Linked DNA regions of Homo sapiens: region 2 is linked to region 1. Evidence: read pairs that join two places in POLR2A ChIA-PET (ENCODE). Cell type or tissue: HepG2. All regions are shown on one strand. Each heading gives the region's core, and the rest is flanking DNA. Links, peaks and the distances in the headings are about the cores only. Region 1 overlaps HPCAL1 (hippocalcin like 1). Region 2 has its middle 24 kb from the start of HPCAL1.

What was found. ChIA-PET counts read pairs that join two places held together with the same protein. Peaks named below come from ENCODE experiments on the same cell type or tissue, not always from the same donor. Only the 100,000 strongest peaks of a DNase experiment are listed, where the experiment ranks them.
Region 2: POLR2A ChIA-PET joins it to region 1 with 11 read pairs; 5 of 35 experiments call an interaction of 5 or more read pairs at or near these places.

The regions. Positions count from the first base shown.
Region 1 is chr2:10,363,834-10,373,790 of GRCh38, reverse strand. All of the region lies in intron 1 of HPCAL1 (hippocalcin like 1), which reads right to left. Among named protein-coding and RNA genes, the nearest start is that of HPCAL1, 66 kb to the right of the region's middle. RefSeq lists enhancers at 1-50, 51-778, 5,106-5,913 and a silencer at 4,174-4,468. In HepG2, for the core only: a CTCF peak has its summit at 7,015; DNase peaks (open chromatin) are centred at 4,310, 5,100, 7,017 and 7,720; H3K4me3 peaks cover 953 bases.
Region 2 is chr2:10,274,246-10,284,202 of GRCh38, reverse strand. It overlaps the pseudogene RN7SL66P. Among named protein-coding and RNA genes, the nearest start is that of HPCAL1, 24 kb to the left of the region's middle. RefSeq lists enhancers at 1-136, 195-1,394. In HepG2, for the core only: a CTCF peak has its summit at 6,368; DNase peaks (open chromatin) are centred at 5,212 and 5,692; H3K4me3 peaks cover 1,870 bases; H3K27me3 peaks cover 1,211 bases.

The sequences.
Region 1 (9,957 bases), core at 1,331-9,330:
ATGAAGATGGCATAAACCTCTGGGGGTGGTGCTGGTGGCCTGGGCTGGGCTGCTGTGGGGGGCCTGTCTGTTCCAGAAGGCTGAGGAGCAGGTGAGAGGGGGCAGCTGCTCGAGGCTGGACGGTGGAGGCTGAGGAACCCCAGCACCTCAAGAATAGAGAAGACTTTCATCCTTGCCTTAGAATTCTGAAACATAAAAAAACAAAAAACAAAAAAAAACCTCAGCCCAGGGGACATTGTGTCTGATATCATCTATCCTGAGATCCGCTGAGCACCCAATCTCCAGTTTCTAGGAACATTTCTGTCACTCGTCACTTTCAGTGACTTTAAATTTTAATTTTTCTATTATCGAGTCGGATGATCTGATGATGCCGATGCTTCCGGGCGTCTGTGACCCCCTCATGTCTCACTCATGCAGAAGCAGCATGCCATCATGAACTGGGACCTGCTGGGGGCCCAGGCCCTGCCCCTCCCTCTGCTCCAAGCCTCAGTTTCCCCATCTGCCTCTCATCCCAAGCAAGGGATCTTACCACCTCCCTCGCCTCTGAGTCCTGCTGGCCCAAATGCTGGCCCAAAGCCACTCTCCTTCCCAGATCATCCTCTCCCTCTTCTTGGCCCTTGTAGTTACAGAAACCCAACTCATCCCTCCTGCTGCTCCAGGAAAACCCCGGCCCCGGCTCGCAGCTCTCAGGCTGCCGCTCTCACCTGCCCTGCACAGCCGTGTGGCTGAGCCTCAGAACACTGCCCAGGGCTCAGGCCAGCTTGGAGGAGAGTCAGGCAGCGCCTGTGTGTGAGGCTCCCTCTCTTGGGTCCCTTGTAGGGCTGATCCCTCCTTCTGGGGGCAGGAGGGGCTGAAGTCATGGAGGCCAGAAGAGGGGCTTTAGAGGCAGGAGGGGGGCCACAGTCCCGGGACCCAGAGCCTGGCCACCTTCTCCAGAACTGGCCACAGTTTTGGGGTCAGGGAGTTGGCTCCTTACACACCCACAGGCTCCAGATCCTGTCCTTGGGGCAGGGAACAGGAACAGCTGTCACCGTCTCCACAGGTGATGCCCTTCTGAGGAGCAGCACAGGTGTGCTCTGGCCGTGGCTGACGGAGAGCGATGGGACCCACGCCACCCTCCGGGCAGGCAGGGAGGAAGAGCTCTCCAGGCTGATCTCAGCTGTTTCGGGAAGGCTGCAGCTGGGTGAGGGGGCTTCAGGCCCCGGCTGCTGGGTTCTGCCTTGGTGACGCCACTTGCCCCCCTGTGTCACAGCCATACGCTCGCCTGTCCGCCTCCCCGATCCAACTGGGAGTTGCTGGGTGTGTCACAGCCATACGCTCGCCTGTCTGCCTCCTCAATCCAACTGGGAGCTCCTGGGGGGGGATTATGCCTTACCCATCAATGTGTCCACTGTGTTGGACACAGTATCCGGGACATAATAGGTGCTTTGTAATTGACAGAAGGCATGGAGTGGGTGCTCCATTCGCTCCTATGACTCCAGTGGGGCCCCCATGGGGCTTCCCCCACCGACAACCCTCGTCCCCCACCTTAGCCACACAGCACAGGGCACCACCCAGCTTCCTCGCCATGGCTCAGGACCTGGAGATGCGATTTTTCTGATCTTTAGCCCCGATTGAGGAATGACCAGAAATAAAGCAACACTAAAACCAGACCAGATGGTGAAAAGCGCTGGACTGATACATATTCACTGTGCACCCAACGTGTAAGCAACGTGTTTGGCTTTCAAATAAGACAAAGATGACCATTGTGTGTATTCCTTCATCTGCAAAAATAATCAGGGCAAACAAAAGAAAGGATGTGAAACACCCTCTAAGAAGGAGAGAAACATCTGAGGCGCTGGCGGGCCTGGAGGAGGCGGTTGGGCCCGCTGGCTTAAGGCTGCAGCACAGAGCCAAGCCCTGACCTGAAGCCAGTGAGCAGCAGAAAACCCCCCGGACAAAGCCAGACGTCCCCAAGGGCACATGCCTCTCCCTATCCTCCATGGCACGCTGACCCCTGACAGCGAGGTTCTTGGAGCACACCAGGCCCAGGGACCTTTCCGGGCAGGCCCAGGTCCAGTGCCTGGCTGACACTCAGGTGGCCTCCTCTAGGAGGTGAATAGGGAATCTTAGAGGGAGGAGGAGGAGTTTGGAATGGAAGGCAAGGGGAAGGCTGCCCTGGGAACAAAGGCAACAGTGTTGACTGGCGTCGAGGAGACAGACATGGTGTCTCCTAATTGTCCACTCTTCCCACTGACTGACCCCTCACTGCAACAGGACACAGGACTCTGCAGGACCCCCAGGTCACAGCCAAGGTGGGGCCACACTGGGGGCTTCCTACCCAGGTGGGGCTATCCAGTCAGAGACCATCCCCCCACCCCACCCCACCCCCTGGGCCTACACCTGGGGCCTCAAAGCCCAGGTGAACAGGGCGAATGATTTAGGAAAAGCTCTTCTTGGAGGAGAGCCAGAAGAGGGTAAAAGACGGGGGCAGGTGTGGACACAAGCCTGGCTTGTCCACTCAGTTCTGGGGGCACAGTCACCTCCAAGGAGACAATGTATAGTCCCACTGGCATTCCCCTCCAACCCCGGTGGCCAGCCAGACCCACTAACCCAAACTGCAAATGACAGGGCCACAACAAACCACATGCCACCCCAAACCCGCCCTGCCTGGCCCCAGGGCTCCACCCCTGCTGCTCCAGGCCCTGGTAACACCCACCTGCCCACTGGCCTCCTCTGTTTGCTCCATGCCAGGTCACTGGACCCTGCAGCCTGGAGGTGCCTCCTCTGTTTGCTGGCTCCATGCCGGGTCACTGGACCCACAGCCTGGAGGTGCCAGCTCTGCCTCGGATCCCACAGGTGAAGGGGGCTGCCCCGTCACACGTCCAATTCTGTGACAACTTTAGGTGGGCCCCCTTAGCTTGGAGATGAGGAAACTGAGCCCCACGGGGATGAAGGATAGCCAAAACCTGGTAGAAAAGTTGGAATTTGAGCCCACGTCCTCCCAGAACGCTGTTGCTACCTGGGAGCCCCCAAGACCCCCAGGAGCAGGGCACCACATCTTTGGGATTTTCCAAAAGCTGGTACACCTGTATGGGTGGCTCCAAAACACACCCCTGGCAGACTCCTGTGCCCTGCAAAAGGCCAATGCCAGCAGTGGCCCCATCATCTGGAGTCTGCCCTATGTGCCCTGGCATCATGGGGCAGCCTTGCCTGAGGGCTAGCTCACAGTTGCTGCTCAGTTCCCACATGTTAGACCCCGCTCTGGGGACCAGACAAAGTGGCTGGCCCTCAGCCAGCCCCTCCTCTGCTCCTTGAAGCCTCTTCCTACCTGCATCCAACTAAGTGTTCCCCAGAGAGCCAGCAGGATCTGCACATGAGGGTTTAGGGCTTGTATGGGTTGGAACAAAACAGGTCAGTGTCAAGCCAGCCTGGAAATCCTAACCCCAAAATCTTCCCCCACTGCCAAGTCCCAAGCATGCACCTGCAGGCAGGCATGGGTGAGCACAGGCTGCTTCTCTGTGCCCCCGCAACATACACAGGTGTCCCACCTGCTCCACGACTGACGGGAATTCGATTGGAAGAAGATAAAAGCAGAGGCGATTTGGGGAATGGGAAGGGAGCCACTACTGAAGGGAAGGAGAAATGCAGGAAGGAGAGTGGAAAGAGGGTGCGCAGATTAGCCAGGCATGCCCAATGGGCCCATACAAAGGAATGCGGAGACTCCACTTGGGCAGAAGGCCAAGGCCAAATACAGTATCTATGTGCCTGCCACTCCTGAGGCCTAACCCAGCACATTTCTTGAAGATAAGTGGGCCAGGTAGGCGCCTGCACATTGAGATAAGGGCTAAGTATAGAAGGAGAAAGTTGTTTTTTCCAAAACGTTAAGAAGCACATTTCAAGGAGTAAGGAGGTCTCAAGGACACACTGGGGGCAGCCTAATGAGGCCAGAGCCTTTTCCTTTTTCAAAATTACAAGCTGAACTTCTATGCCTCCTTTGAGCTCAATTTCAGCTTTCCCTAGTGGATCCGAACACGGCATATTCATTATTATTTGATTAATAAGGACCTGGTGACAGTTTCCAATGGACAAAGTTAGCTGGCTTAACCACCACCTCCTCCAAGAAGGCCTCAGGGATCCCCTCTCAGTTCTCTGCTACATTTAGGCTGCCCCTGAGTCCCATCAGAGCCCACCTCCCTCTGCCTGGAGCCCTTGCTGCTGTTGAACTTGCTCCTGCCTGGGACAGGTGCTCACAAATGCTGTCAAACGGGCCTGAGCTATGAGGCAGCCAGGAAGCCAGGGCTCCGGCCCCACCAAGTGTCAACATCCACCTTGATCCAGCCTCCCAGGCCTGCAAGTACTATGGACTCAGAGGCAGACATTCCTGTAGGTCCTCTATGGATTCTGCAGACAGGCAAGGCCAGAAAAAATCCCGAGAGAATTCCTCAAGGGCTGGAGGAAAATCCTAACTAGCCATGATGGCCGTGGAAGCCATCACAACCCCTTACAAGGGATATGTGAGCCCTGAGGTCAACAAACTCTAAGAGGCAAGATGGGGGCACAGAAATCAGGCCACGGGCATCATGTGACTCACATGGCAGGACTCAGTGGCCCTCTGCTCCCCACATCACAGAGCTGGAGGGGAATCCTTGTGTTGCTGCAGCCACCCCGGCACAGGGTTTTCAGCCTGAGAGGGCTCCTTGATGTGATGGGCAGGTTCCAGTGCGAAGGTGGCCAGCCTGAGGCGACCGTGAGTCCTCAGGCTTCCCCCAGTCACAGGGCAACGCCATCGGCTGCCGCCAGCTTGGGAGATGTGCTTTTGGGAAAATCAAGTCACCACAGCATTCTCCTGCGGTCCCTCCCCACTCGGTTTAGATGTTGGTGAAGAAAACGAAGCCAGTTACGGCAATGACTTCCAACAGATACAATCAAATAATCTATTCCTGGATTCCGCAAGTACTGAAATGTCGGTAATTCAATTCCTGAAATGCCATTTTGGAGCTGCCGGAGCAGGCTGCGGAGAAAGCTCAGTAAACACACACATCAGTTCAAGCCCAAACACACACCCACTGACCTTGAGCCCCGGTGCCCGGCGCTGTGCTGAGAGGCCAGCTCCCCAAGGGCGGCCACCACCAGACAGGGCCTGGGGAATGGGCGGTCCAGGAGGGAGGCAACAGCAACAGCAAATAAATATTGACAACGCTGCAGGAGGCGTGCTGCTGGGAAAATGTGGACGAACTGCACTGAGCTCGAGGAAAGAGTACTCAGTGTGTCTGGGGGAGTCAGAAGGCTCCCAAAGCAGGCTTGACTTACTCTGTGATTAAAAGCCAGGCCGGAGCTGGGAGCTGGGGGAACAGAGAGGTGGGAACCACCCTGCCCTCAAGGAGCTCTGGCCGAGTGAATGCAGACACACATATGCTGACACGCACACACACCTACACACACATATGCACACACACACACAAACCTACACACACTGCACACACACCCACACGTGCATATGTGCACACACATGCACACCTACACACACGTATGCACACACATGCACAAACCTACACACAATGCACACACACACATGCATATGTGTACACACGCACACCCCTACACACACGTATGCACACACATGCACAAACCTACACACAATGCACACACACACCTACACATGCACGTGTGCACACATGCACACACCTATACATGTGTATGCGCATATGCACACACAGGCACACACCTACACATGTGTATGGACACACACATGGAAAGCTTTGGAACTGAGGTCACCATATGCACACACATCTACAATGCACATGTACACACATACACACCTACACAGGTATATACACACATGCACACACCTATATACACATATGCACACACCTACACACGCATATGGGCACACACGCACATACACACATGCAAGCACACAGGCACACAGTCCCAGGGCAGGCAGGGTAAGGGTCACATGAGGAATCCTGAACACCCCACACTGTGTGGGGATCCAGGGCCGGCGAGGGTGGCCGCAGCAGCAGAGGCTGCTCATGTCCGAAGCTCTGTCACCCTCCACTCCAGCACAGGGCTCACACTGACATCAGTTCTAAGGCTTTCCATGGGAGTGTGGGTCATGGGACTGTGATATGGGACAAGGGCTTTTCTGGCACTTTCGACAAATTTTTGCAAGGAAGCATAAAATTTACATCTAAACCAACCCGTGGGATGACAGTGATTGTTGTTGCTATTATGATTTTGCTTTACATATTATTATACTTTCTGAAATGTATGAATTGGAGATTAAAATTTTAGTTGAGCCCAGGAGTTTAAGACCAGTCTGGGTAACATGGCAACATCCCATCTCTACAAAAAATTAGCCATGCGTGGTGGCGCACACCTGTAGTCCCAGCTATTCAGGATGCTGAGGTGGGAGGATCACTTGAGCCTGGGAGTTTGAGGTTGCAGTGAGCTATGATCGAGCTCGCACTCTAGCCTGGGTGACAGAGCAAGACTCTGTCTCAAAACAACAACAACAACGACAGCAACAAAATCCCCCCTTAAAACAACACTACCATCCGCCCGTCATCTGTATATTAAATATCTAACTGTAAAAAGTCTCAGCCTATTTTGAGAGATGAAGTTACCCTCAAGTCCCAAGCAGATGACAATAAACTGGAAAAGCAATGGGAAATCTCCAGACAGAACACCCAGGTCCTCCACCAGATGCTCCTCCCGGTCTCTCTTGGGCCATCTGGAGGGTGTCAGATCAGCTGGGCGAGCAAGGGCAGGGCCAGCCTCACTGTGGGATCTCAGGCAGCCTCCTCGCCCAGCCAACGTCTTTGTCCCAACACATCAAGGAACCTGGCGTCCCTCACCCCAGGAAAATCCTGGGCCTACACAGCCTCCTCAAACAAGGTCACTGTATGAGACACACTCAGAGCTGCCCCCGGCCCCAGCATCCTTGGATCTAGCAGTGAAATAGTTGGTGCCTTCACCGTGCTGTGGTGGGAGGCCCAGAGGTCAAGGTGCAGAAAGCCCGTACCACAGAGCTCCTAGTGGAGAAGACGGGAGTGGAAGCACACAATGCAGGAAGCCCGGGGCTGGGGAGCCGGGGCAGGTGCCAGAGAAGGTCTCCAGACCAAGCTTGAGCTGCAGGGCGGGAGTCGGATCATGGCCAGCACTGTGAGCTTGGTATGGGTGAGTCTCCTGATGCCAGACAGATGTGCTCTTGGAACATCTGTCTGTGAACCTCATCTGGGAGAACCAGATCTTTATTTAAAGTAAATTAAGGGGCCAGGCGTGGTGGCTCACGCCTGTAATCTCAGCACTTTGGGAGGCCAAGGCAGGTGGATCCCCTGAGGTCAGGAGTTCGAGACCAGCATGGCCAACATGGTGAAACCCCGTCTCTACCAAAAATACAAAAATTAGCTGGGTGTGGTGGCGGGTGCCTGTAGTCCCAGATACTCAGGAGGCTGAGGCACAAGAATCGCTTGAACCCGGGAGGCAGAGGTTGCAGTGAGACGAGATCGCACCACTGCACTCCAGCCTGGGCGACAGAGCGAGAACTGTCTCAAAAAAAATTAATAATAATAAAACAAAATAAAGCAAATTATGAGACTTTGCTCCTTAAGGGACCCAAAGACACACCCACTGACCTTGAGCCCTGGTGCCCGGTGCTGTGCTGAGAGGCCAGCTCTCCAAGGCCAGCCACCACCAGACAGGGCCCAGGGAATGGGCGGTCCAGGAGGGAGGCAGCGGCAACCACGAATAAATATTGACAACGCTGCGGGAGGCGTGCTGCTGGGCAAACGTGGACGAACTGCACTGAGCTTGAGGAAAGAGTACTCAGTGTGTCTGGGGGAGTGAGCGTCTCCTCATGAGGCGTGCATCCCTGGTCTATATCACGTATAGCTGATCTCAATGGGAGGCCGAGGACATGCGGTGTGGGCTCAGCACCCAGCAGGCGAGGCTCGCTCACAGAGAGGCAGCAAGAGGACCTCAACCCAGAATGCAGCAGGCCTAGGTCCAGTCTGGAGGGCCACCCGCACCCCCTCACACACCCTCTTCTCCAAGCCTCATCCCTGAAGTGAACACAGAAAGGCCCACTCAGGTGGGTGTAGGGAGCCTGAAGGAGGGTGGGCGGGGACCACCAAGCACCTGTTAGCTGTTGCCACACCTTTGGCTTCGAAGCAGCTAAGGGGGAGGGAGGTGTGCGGTCGGGGGTTGGGCGGGACATCATAACGCCAGGGCTGAAGGGGAACCACCCAAGGTCAGGTGGGAAGAGAAACAATGGCTCCTGGCTGCAGCCTCCAAGAAAAGCCATCCATGGGAGACCCACCTGTCCCTCCGCAAGCCTTCGACCCGCTCTACCTCCAACTCCTGCACAGACTCCGGGCTGTCCGTTCAAATAGCTGGCACCTCGTCTGCCCATCTCCATGACACGAGGTGTATTTATTTCCAAGAACATGCCCCAGAGGAGGGGCTCACGCTCTTGCAATTACCGCGCCACCACCTGGAGGCAGGTGCACAGTGAGGGCACCCACTGGATGATCAAGATCCCAGCTGTCCTGGAATGCCACCCAATACCATCCAAGAGGAGCAAGGTCAGGGTCGGAGGCCTAGACCTCTCTGGCGGCCTCCATTTCTCCTTCCGTACATGAGGTGGCTAAGTTCAGAACTCAGGGCGGGTGGTGTGGACACTCTCATTTAGGGATGGGGATAGGGGTACATGAATCCCTTCCACCAAGCACCTGGAACTCTGGGAGATTTTGAGGCTGGTGGCCAAAGGCATCAGGACACACACACCTGGTGGCACCTGGGTGACATCACAGAGATGTACAAGCTCACATTGTAGAAGGCCCCACAGTGGACAGGGCTTGGGGAGGAGGGCTTGGTCCCCCTACCTCAGAGAGGGAGAAAAGGACATAAAAGCGGGGAGGGATGGTCAGGTGCAGTGACTCACACCTATAAACCCAGCACTCTGGGAGGCCGAGGCAGGAGGATTGTTTGAGCCCAGGAGTTCAAGACCAGCCTGGGCAACATGGCAAAACTCATCTCTACAAAATATACAAAAATTAGTCTGGTGTGGGGGCATGCACCTGTAGTCCCAGCTACTTGGAAGGCTGAGGTGGGAGGATCACCTGAGCCGGGGGAGGTCGAGGCTACAGTGAGCCATGATCGCACCACCGCACTCCAGCCTGGGTGACAGAGTGAGCCACTGTCTCCAAAAAAAAAAAAAAAGGAGGCGGGAGCTTAGGAGAGGAGGCCGTCAGGGCCGGGGAGGGAAGTTCATGGAAACCATCCCGAGGGAAGCAGCGAGGAGTCTCCCCCGGGACACCCGATCGGCCTCCTCGTGCCCCACACAGCCTCCAGCTCCTGCCTCCCTGGCCATCGCATTCCAGGTCACTGGCCTTGGGGCCCCTCCCTTCCCTGATGTCGGCAGTCATTCCCAGGAGGGTGGGGGAAAGAGTAGGGGGGGCCTCACCCTCACCTCTCGGTGCTCAGGGCTCTGGCCAGTCCTTACTGTTCAAGAAAACAACCTCAGCTTCCCGGAGGGACCCCCGGATGCCAGGCAGAAGTGGGGGCTCTGGGCCCAGCTCCCACACTCGACCCCAGGCAGACACCCGCCTCTGGGTGCTCTCTAGGACCTTTGCCACCCACGTGCTGGGAGCCTGTGCACCCAGGCAGGGCAGGAGGACAAGGTCACTACCATCTCCAAGGTCACTGCAAGCTCCTCCCAAACTGAGGCCTGGAGGCCCTAATATAACCCACTCCCAAGGTCCACCCCTCCTCCAGGTGGCCTGCCCCACCAAGCTGGGACCAGTGCCCTTCCCTCTGGGGTGTCCCACCCCACCACCCGGCCAAGCGCCCCGAATCATCAGGCCTCCCTGAGCACCAGCTGAGTCGGCTCAGGGCACTAAACGCTTACCAGAAGGCAGGCAACCCCGACAGTGCCTAAAACAGAAGGGGCAAGATTGCCACTTAACAGACCAG
Region 2 (9,957 bases), core at 1,081-9,080, 89 kb after region 1:
CCAGACGACAAACCTCTCAGTGATGTGAGATGGGAAAGCAACGCGCAGCCTGGTTTCATAAGGAAACTGCAATTTTTTTCTCTTTCAAGCTTTTTTTTTTTTTTTTTGAGACAGGGTCTCACTTAGTAGCCCAGGCTGGAGTGCAGCCTCAACTTCCTGGGCTCAAGGGATCCTCCCACCTCAGTCTCCTGAATAGCTGGCCCTATAGGTGTGTGCCACTGCACCCAGCTGATTTTTTGATTTTTTGTTGAGATGGAAACTCACTATATTGGCCAGGCTGGTCTCAAACTCCTGGGCTCAAGCGATCCTCCTGCCTTGGCCTCCCAAAGGGCTGGGATTCCAGTCATGAACCACTGAGCCTGGCCACTCTCTTCACTTTTTTTGCTGCATAAGAAGGATCCAACCCACTCCAGGGTTGAGCACACTTCCCGGGACAGCAAGCAACTATCTCCCCTTACACCTAGGAAGTTCTAGAAATCAAGCTATCCTGGCCTTTGCAGAAAGGGAACCTGACCCTCAGGGTCTAATGTGAAAGAAAAAGAATGCAAAGTGAAGAGGGCCCTGGGTGGAAGGATACAGAAGGCGAGTAGTGGTCTGATGCAGGTGAAAGGAGAGAGAAGGTGGACACCCCCCCACACACACGCAATGCCCAAGACACCAGCAGGCCAAAGAAGGGCTGCTGGGCCAGCAGTGGTGGCCCCACTGGAAGTGAGTCAGGGTGAGTCAGGGTTGGGGTGGGGCGGGGTTCGGGGGAAAAGACTATGTGGTGGCCCTTGGGGCAGCCTGTGGCTCTATTTGCTGCAAAGCGGTGACTGTGAAACTGTCTTTCCTTGTGTCTTTAGTGCTGGCTCCTCCTCCAGACCCATTCCCAGGCCTCTAAGAAGCTCCTCAGCCAGGCGTGCTCGTTGAGAGCCTGAGGAGAGAAAGGAGGCCGTGGCCAGGCCTTTCTACACAGATCCCTCACTGTCACAGAGGGCCGGCCCCTGCCTGTGGCTGCTTTGTCTTGTGGAAGGCAGCTGAGCCCGGCGTTCATCCATCCCCATGCTGGGAACCCTTACGCTGTGAACACAATCCCGGGCACCTCTCAGGTTCCCGGCTGCCTGCTGTTTCCCCTAATGCAGGTTGACTCTCACCTTGGAGTTTGGCTGAAACATCACCGTCCAGGACATGCCACTTGGCTTCCCTGTGGGGTCCCGGGGGACTGGGAGACGTTGGGTTTGCAACAGACAGCACCCTCCTTTCTCTCTGAGGTGGGGCCATGGCATCTCCTTTGGGAGTGGTGGTCAGGGTGGCTGTGCACAGCATTGCCTGGCCTCTTTCCCAGCTTCACCCTCACAGCCCTGGGCTTTCACTTCCCAAATCAAGAGTCAGCCTTTCATCTTTGCCCCAGTTTCTCCAGGGATGCAGCTAACATGCACACTGGCTCTGTTCTTGCAGCCTGGTGAGGGAAGGGTGTCGGCAGGTACTAATGGCCCTGTGCTGAGCCACGTGGGTGAGACGTCAGCTCAAGGCTCTAGGGGCCTTGCCCAACAGAGGCAGAGATGCACAGAGCAGTGTGGGTGGGTGGGAGTTACCATGGAGGAGACTGGACAGGCTGGAGGTACCTGGAGGCCTGTAGTGGGGTCAGACCTTCCCAGGGGTCTGCAGGACAAAGCAGGACCATGCTGGTTTGTTCTTTTGGGGGAGTTTGGGGAAATGAACAAGGATGTATGGAAGGGTGCTGTAGGAGGGTGTTTGAGAGTGTGGCCCAGCTAGAATGTCCATTGAAGGCATTGGACAGTCATGAAGAGTATTGGACAGTTATGGAGGGTATTGGACACTCATGGAGGTAGTGGATGCTCATGGAGGATACTGGACACTCGTGGAGGGTATTGGATGCTCATCGAGGGCATTGTACCATCATTGAGAGTACTGAACATGCACTGAGTGTATTGGACAGTCATGGAGGGTATTGGATGCTCATCGAGGGTACTGGACAGTCACTGACGGTATTGGATAGTCATCAAGGGTACACCAGGACCCCACAGTGAACAAGGCAGGCACCTGCTGGAAAATCAGTCCAGGGAGCAGGAAAAGTCTCAGGCCTCACCTCCTGCTGCTGGCCACTGTGCCTGCCCTCCCCAGCTTCCCTCTGCTGCCTGCCAGCACCTGCCAGTGCCCAAGTGCTCCTTCCTGCCGGGAAGGCCCCTCCTACATTTCTCCATTTTTCAAACACATTTCTTCCTTCCAAATGCAAATATATCCCCACTGAGCACCCCTCTTCAGCCAGCACCAGCTCCCTCCATAAACGATGCTCATTTGGACAGTCAATGAGGGTGTTAGGCACTCACTGAGGGTGTTAGACAGTCCTGGAGGGTACTGGGCAATTGTGGAATGTATTGGACAGCCATGGAGGGTTTTGAACTGTCATGGAGAGTATTAGAAAGTCATCAAATGTACTGGACAATCATTGAGAGTACTGGACAGTCATGAAGAGTACTGGACAGTCATGGAGGGTGTGGAAACTTATGGAAAGTACTGGACTATCATCAAGAGTGTTGGACAGTCATGGTGCATCTTGGACAGTCGTTGAGGGTATTGAACAGTCATCAGGGGTGTTAGAGTGTCATCAAGAAACAGACACGGCTGGCCAGGCATGGTGGCTCACACCTGTAATCCCAGCGCTTTGGGAGGCCAAGGTGCATGGATCACATGAGGTCAGGAGTTCAAGACCAGCCTGGCCAACATGGCGAAACCCTGTCTCTACTAAAACTACAAAAAATTAGCCAGGCATGGTGGTGCATGCCTGTAATCCCAGCTACTTAGGAGGCTGAGGCAGGAGAATCACTTAAAACCGGGAGGTGGAGGTTGCAGTGAGCCGAGATCACACCACTGCAAAACAAAACAAAACAAAACAAAAAAACAACACTCTGGGCCAGCTGTAGTGGCTCACACCTGTAATCCCAGCACTTTGGGAGACCAACATAGGAGGATCCCTTGAAACCAGGAGTATTTGCCCAGCCTGAGCAATATAGCAAGATCCTATCTCCACAAAAATATTTTTTAAAAACATTAGCCAGGTGAGTGGTGTGCATCTGTAGTCTCAGCTCTTTCTAGAAAGAAAGAGAAAGAAAGAAAGAAAAGAAAAGAAAAGAAAAGAAAAGAAAAGAAAAGAAAAGAAAATGAAACGACTGGGTGTGGTGGCTCACGCCTGTAATCCCAGCACTTTGGGAGGCCACAGCAGGCAGATCACTTGAGGTCAGGAGTTTGAGACCAGCCGGGCCAACATAGTGAAACTTCTATTCCACTAAAAATACAAAAAAAAAAAATTAGCTGGGCTTGGTAGCGCATGCCTGTAGTCCTAGCTACTCAGGAGGCTGAGGCAGGAGAATCCTTGAACCTGGGAGGCAGAGGTTGCAGTGAGCCGCGATCATGCCACTGCAGTCCAGCCTGGGCAACAGAGTGAGACTTCATCTCAAATTTTTTTTTTTTTTTTGAGACAAAGTACTACTCTGTCATCCAGGCTGGAGTGCAATAGCATGATCTCAGCTCACTGCAACCTCTGCCTCCTGGGTTCAAGCAATTCTCCTGCCTCAGCCTCCCAAGTAGCTGGGATTACAGGTGCCTGCCACTACGCCTGGCTAATTTTTGTATTTTTGGTAGAGACGGGGTTTCACCATGTTGGCCAGGCTGGTCTCGAACTCCTGACCTCAGATGATACACCTGCTTCAGCCTTCCAAAGTGCTGGGATTACAGGCATGAGCCATTGCACCCGGCCAATCTCAAAATTTTAAAAAGAAAAGAAAAGAAAAAAGAAAAAGGAAAGAAAGAGCCACACCTTTCTGAATGAGGTGGGGAACCCCTGGTGGGCTAGAGGCCACCACTGTTCTTTAGGGGGCATAAGCTGAATCAGAACAAGTGCGGGAGGGCACAGATGAGCGAGGCCAGTCTTGTGTGAGTTCAGGTAGGAGGCAAGGCTGTCCTGAATTAGGGCCCAGCTGTGGGAGTGGGAAGGGCAGGCCAGTCATCACTGGACTAGCATAGCAGAGCTTACCGAGGCATGGTGCTCCGTACTGAGGAAGAGAGGAGAGGAAGGCATGCAGAGCTTTCCGAGGCAGGAGTCAGGAAAATGCGAGGCTTCCGAGTGGTCCAAGAGGTCAGTAGCCTGCCCCGTGTGCGAAGAGGCCAGGAGGAGTTAAAATAGCAGCTAACACCTGTAAGTACTTTATGTAGGTTACCTCATTTAATCCCTAGAGAGACGTCCTTTACTATCGCCATCTTATAGAGGGAAACTGAGGCACAAAGCGGTTTGTTAACTTGGCTGAGGCCCCACATATATTAAGTGGCAGGCACAAGAATAGACCCAGGGGGTCGGAATCAGGGGTCTTTGCTCTGAGCCACGGCACTCTGCAGGTAAAGGCGTCCTCAAACGCCAGGCTAGGGTTTGGGAGTTTAACTTACAAAGGGTGGAGCTGGGGGTTCTGAGCTGAGGGAAGCAGATGCCCGTGGAAGTCCTGGGTAGGCTGGGCCAGTGAGGGGAGGGATGGGCGCAGGAGACCACCTGGGGTCCCATACAGGGCTTGGGAGTCACACACCCAACTCACGACTGCTTTCCCATGGCAGCCTCTTCACAGCCCTGAGCCGAGCAGAGCTGCGAGGACGTTGTTTTATGTCTTGCTCACGCCCAATTCCTGCCCCAATCCTAAACAACTCAGGTGCCATGTGGATGACCCATTTGGTGCCCTGGCTTCTTGGGTCTTCCACCTCCTCTTCTCCACCACATCATCTCCCTCCATCTCAGCCATCAGCTCCACTCACAGTCAGGGACAGCCTGGACATTGCCTCGGAATGCACCATCTCCCAAATCCGAATTCCAGTCACCCACCTCCTGAGCTGGCCCCTCTTCCAAGCTGCCCGCCCAGTGGCTCCTCCGAGGCTGTTCCTTGGCCTTACTGGGAGTCCACTCCCCAACTTCCCAGCCTGCTGGAAGCCCACATCTACCTGGTCAACTGCGCTCTTGAGTTCTATCTTGAACTAACCTGCAACCCCCACATGCTTCTCCATTTGATTCCCCATCTTGTTTAAGGAGGGCTTTGTATCTTCTCCACTCTCTGAAATTCTCTGACCTGTTCTGCACACTTCACACTCTTGGTAGAGCTCCCGGCTGTCTTCATGATGTAGAAGCCATCAGACAGAGAGCCTTTGACCTCTGTGGCCACATCTACAGACTCGAGCCCCTCCTCCCTCATCCCTCCCGCAGGAGAGGAGCCATGGAAGCCGTTTCTGTCCTTCTCCCAAAGCCTGGTCTCCTCGCCTGGGCTTTGGACAGCTGCCTCTCCCCCTACCCCTGCCTTCTCAGGAACCTGAAACCAAAAACCATCTTCCTTTCTCTGTGACTTTGGCATTTCTCATTAATATTTAAGCGGAATGTGGCAGAAGCTGCCAGTCACCCACCAATTCCCTTCTCCTCTTCCTCCTCGGCCACAGAAGCCCAAGCAGCGGGGTGGGGCCATGTGTCTGGGATCTGGCCAGTGAGACACAGGCGGAAGTGGCCAGGACAGTGAGCAGAAAGGAAGAGGCAGCGTGGGTGTCTGATGACAGAGGCGCTGCCATTCCCACCACAAACTGCTGGCCTCTAAACTTCTCTCCTAACGAAATAGTGTCACAGCCAACCCCAATCATAACCGACCACGTGCTCCACCACCCACATCTGAAAACACAGAACAGTCAGCTCTTCCCAGGATTCCACGCTCCTTTTCATTGATGGGCCTATCCTTTCCTTTTTAGGACAGTTTGTCATGGGAAAAGCCTCAGGGTTTGTTTGCTCCTGGTGCACTCTGGTGTGGCCTCCATCATATGATCAGAGCTGCTTCCCCCAAAGCCCCCGATGGCCTCGTGTCCCTGAGTCCAGCGGGCACTCCTCCGCCCTCCTCTGACCCCAGTCCATCGAGCACTCCTCCTCCCTCCCCCAACCCCAGTCCAGGGGGCACTCCTCCTCCCTCCTCCGGCCCCAGTCCAGCGGGCACTCCTCCTCCCTCCTCCGACCCCAGTCCAGGGGGCACTCCTCCTCCCTCCTCTGACCCCAGTCCAGGGGGCACTCCTCCACCCTCCTCTGGCCCCAGTCCAGGGGGCACTCCTCCACCCTCCTCTTACTTGAGTCCAGTGGGCACTCCTCCGCCCTGCTCTGACTCGGCTGCTTGCCCTGGCCTGAAGCTCTCCTCCTGCGGCTTCTACGGTACTGGACAGAGCCTTGTCCTCCCCATGTCTCAGGGTTTCTTGCTCAGCCCCCTCTGCCGGCTTCCCCTCCACCTGTTCCTCAGATGCAGAGTTCCTCAGGGCTGAGACCAGAGTCCGCTCTTCCCACCCCATACCCTCGCCCGATGCTGCCGCTGCCCGGAATGCAGCAACACTGCCGGGCAGGCCTGCCACAGGACGAAGTTCCTCCCTCGCTCCAGAGATTAGGGTTCAGCAGGGGAGCATTCCTTCCCACGCAGGTCTGCCAGGTGCCATCCACTGGCCATGGCTCACTTCAGTGACCTCTAGCAGGCGAGCCACCTCCTCCCTCTGCCTCTGCCTGGACCCCACTTCTGCCTGCCAGCGTAGCATCTCCACCTACTTGTCCTCAGGTGTCCCAGGCTGAACGTGTCCCAAATTCATCAATTCTCTTCCTTCCCGGGCCCATTGCTCCCGGCGTTCCCCGTCTTGGGAACTGGCGTCACTGGCCCCCTGAGGCCTTGAACCTGCAGCTGGGAGTCACCTGTGGCCTGCTTCTCCCCCGTCCTCCATCTGGTCCACCACCAAGTCCCCACGGCCCAGCCTCCTAAACATCCCTCGAAGGAACATGCTCTCCTCATCTGTGCCTCCACAGCCACTGCAGCGGCCTTCCCTCGGCCTGCGTGGAGCTTCTCTGTGGGTCCCCTGTGTGTCAAATTCAGCCCTTAGATCACGAGTGGATCCCAGTACTTCCCTGCTCCAAGCCTCCAAAGCCCCCCAAGGCTCCGAGGAATGGAATGCCCTGCCTCATCCCGGCTCCCTGCCTCATCCCCGCTCCCTGCCTCATCCCCTCCCACCACTCTCTAAGAAAGCAGAGCCCACGTCACCCCTCCAGTCCTGCAGGGCCCCCACTCAGGTTCGGGTGTCCACACACATCACCTGCTCTGCCCGAAATGCTCTGGCCCCACTCTCCTCCTGCCCAGCTTCAGCCCCTTCTCAGGACCTGACTTTAACGACTCTCTGTCAGGCAGGTGGCCCGAGACTCACTCCTAGGCGCCAATAGCACCCCTGGTATTGTGGTCAACTGACCAGGTGTGAGCTGATCTGACCACCCACCGCCCCCTCGGCTGGCGTGAGCTTCCGGAGTAGGGACAGTGCCCTGCATACAGCAGGTGTTAAGTGCTTGCTGAATGCCTGAAAGCCCCTCTGTCCTGACAGGAGGGCTTGGGGCCAGGCATGAAAGCAGAAGGGGAGGCACAGGGTGGCGGGGGCCTGAGCGACTCTGTCCCTGTTTGGAAGGGAAGAAAGCAGGGGCAGGCAGAGGGAAGGCGAACCCGGGCCTGGCCCAGGGGTGGGTGGAGGGCAGCACCAGTCTTGGCAGAGGGCACTGGAGCGGCGAGGGTCAGGGACGTAAGAAGTGTTCATCCCTCAGGTGACAGGATGCAGGAAAGAGGTCTGGGCGAGGGGTGAAGGGGTGGCAGCCATGGGGAGGTGAGGGAGCTGTGGGAGGAGAAGAGCCACTGGGGCGGACGGGAGGGAAGAAGAAAAGCCGAGACGGAGCCTGGGACTGTGATGCTGACACCGTCACCTGCCCGCCAGCTTGGGGCTGCAGAGCTGCCGGGTCAGCCCTCTTCAGTTCATGAAAACGGAAAGGAAGAAGCATGCAGTTCTTTTCAAACAGACACTGAGCCAAAGTTGGCGGGGGCAGCAGCAGGGTACTTCTTGGCAGGGAGCACTTACTTCTGGTCCAGGCTACCAAGGGTACAGGTTTGCCCTGTTAAGCCACTTTGGGATCCGAAGCTAGAAGAGGTCAAAGTGTCCGAGGCATTCAAACCAGAGTGACTCCATCTTGAATAGCGGCTGGGTAAAATAAGGCTGAGACCTACTGCCAGTGGGCTGCATTCCAAGGAGGTCAGGAGGTCAGGCATTCTTTTTTATTTTTTTTATTTTTTTATTTTTTTTGAGATGGAGGTCTGCTCTGTTGCCAGGCTGGAGTGCAGTGGCGTGATCTCGGCTCACTGCAACCTCCACCTCCCGGTTAAAGCGATTCTCCTGCCTCAGGCTCCCGAGTAGCTGGGACTACAGGCAAGTGCCACCACACCCAGCTAATTTTTGTATTTTTAGTGAAACAGGGTTTCACCATGTTGGCCAGGATGGTCTCGATCTCTTGACCTCATGATCCGCCCGCCTCAGCCTCCCAAAGTGCTGGGATTACAGGCATCATGCCCGGTGGAGGTCAAGCACTCTTATTCACAGGATGAGATAGGAAGCCGGCACAAGATACAGGTCATAAAGACCTTGCTGATAAAATAGCACGTGGTAAAGAAACCGGCCAAAACCCACCAAAACCAAGATGGCGAGGAAAGTGACCTCTGGTCGTCGTCCTCACTGCTCATTATACAATAATGATAATGCATTAGCATGCTAAGAGACACTCCCATCAGCACCATGACAGTTTACAAATGCCATGGCAACGTCAGGAAGTTATCCTATATGGTTTCAAGTGGTGAGGAACCTTCAGTTCTGGGAATTGCCTATCCCTTTCTTGGAACATTCATGAATAATCCACCCCTTGGTTAGCATATCATCAGGAAATGGCCATAAAAGTGGACCCCTCGGGGCCGCTCTGCCTGTGGAGTAGCCAATTCTGTTATTCCTTTGGTCTCTTAATAAACTTGCTTTCACTTTATGCTGTCTTTTGAGAGATCCAAGAACCCTCTATTGGGGTCTGGATCTGGACCCCTTTCCGGTAACAAAAGGGTTCATCATGGGCCCCTTCTGTGCAAAGCTGCCTAATTAATTGGACATTTAAAGTGTCATTCGAATGTCTGAAACTTTGATTGACACACAACCTTCAGGTCACTGCATGAAGGGATGTCCACAGGTATTCAGAGAAACCCTCAGAAATGTTCTTCCCAAACTTTTAGGACTGGCGTTGGTTTTGTTTAGCAAAAATTTGGTTACAATGAGAAATTTTTTTTTTCAAGACAGAGTCTCGCTGTCTCCCAGGCTGGAGTGCAGTGGCACGATCTCGGCTGGGTTCACTGCAAGCTCCGCCTCCCGGGTTCACACCATTCTGCCTCAGCCTCCCGAGTAGCTGGGACTACAGGCACCCACCACCAAGCCTAGCTAATTTTTAGTAGAGACGGGGTTTCACCGTGTTAGCCAGGATGGTCTCAATCTCCTGACCTCATTATCTGCCCACCTCGGCCTCCCAAAGTGCTGAGATTACAGGCGTGAGCCACTGCACCCGGCCTAAATTTTTTTTAATGTTCACATATATCCTTATATTTTTATTTTTAACCTAAAACATACAAAAGTACTTTCATCCATCATATCCGGATGTCTGTGCGACGCCTTCCCTGGGCCTGGGCCACGTGGTTAGAGTACACACCGACTCTGGCATTGTGGTGCCCGGGGGACCCCTGACTCGGAGCCTCTGCTTCTTAACTAATGAGAGGCCAGCACGGTTGCTCACATCTGTCATCCCAGCACTGTGGGAGGCCAAGATGGGTGGATCACTTGAGCACAGGAGTTCAAGACCAGGCTGCGCAACATGACGAAACACCGTCTCTGCTAACAATACAGAAAAATTAGCCAGGTGCGGTGCTATGCACCTGTAGTCCTAGGTACTCGGGAGGCTGAGGTGGGAGGATGGCTTGAGCCCAGGTGGCAGAGGTTGCAGTGAGCCAAGATCGTGCCACTCACTCCAGTCTGTGCGACAGTGAAACCCTGTCTCAAAAAAAAAAATAATATAATGCGAGT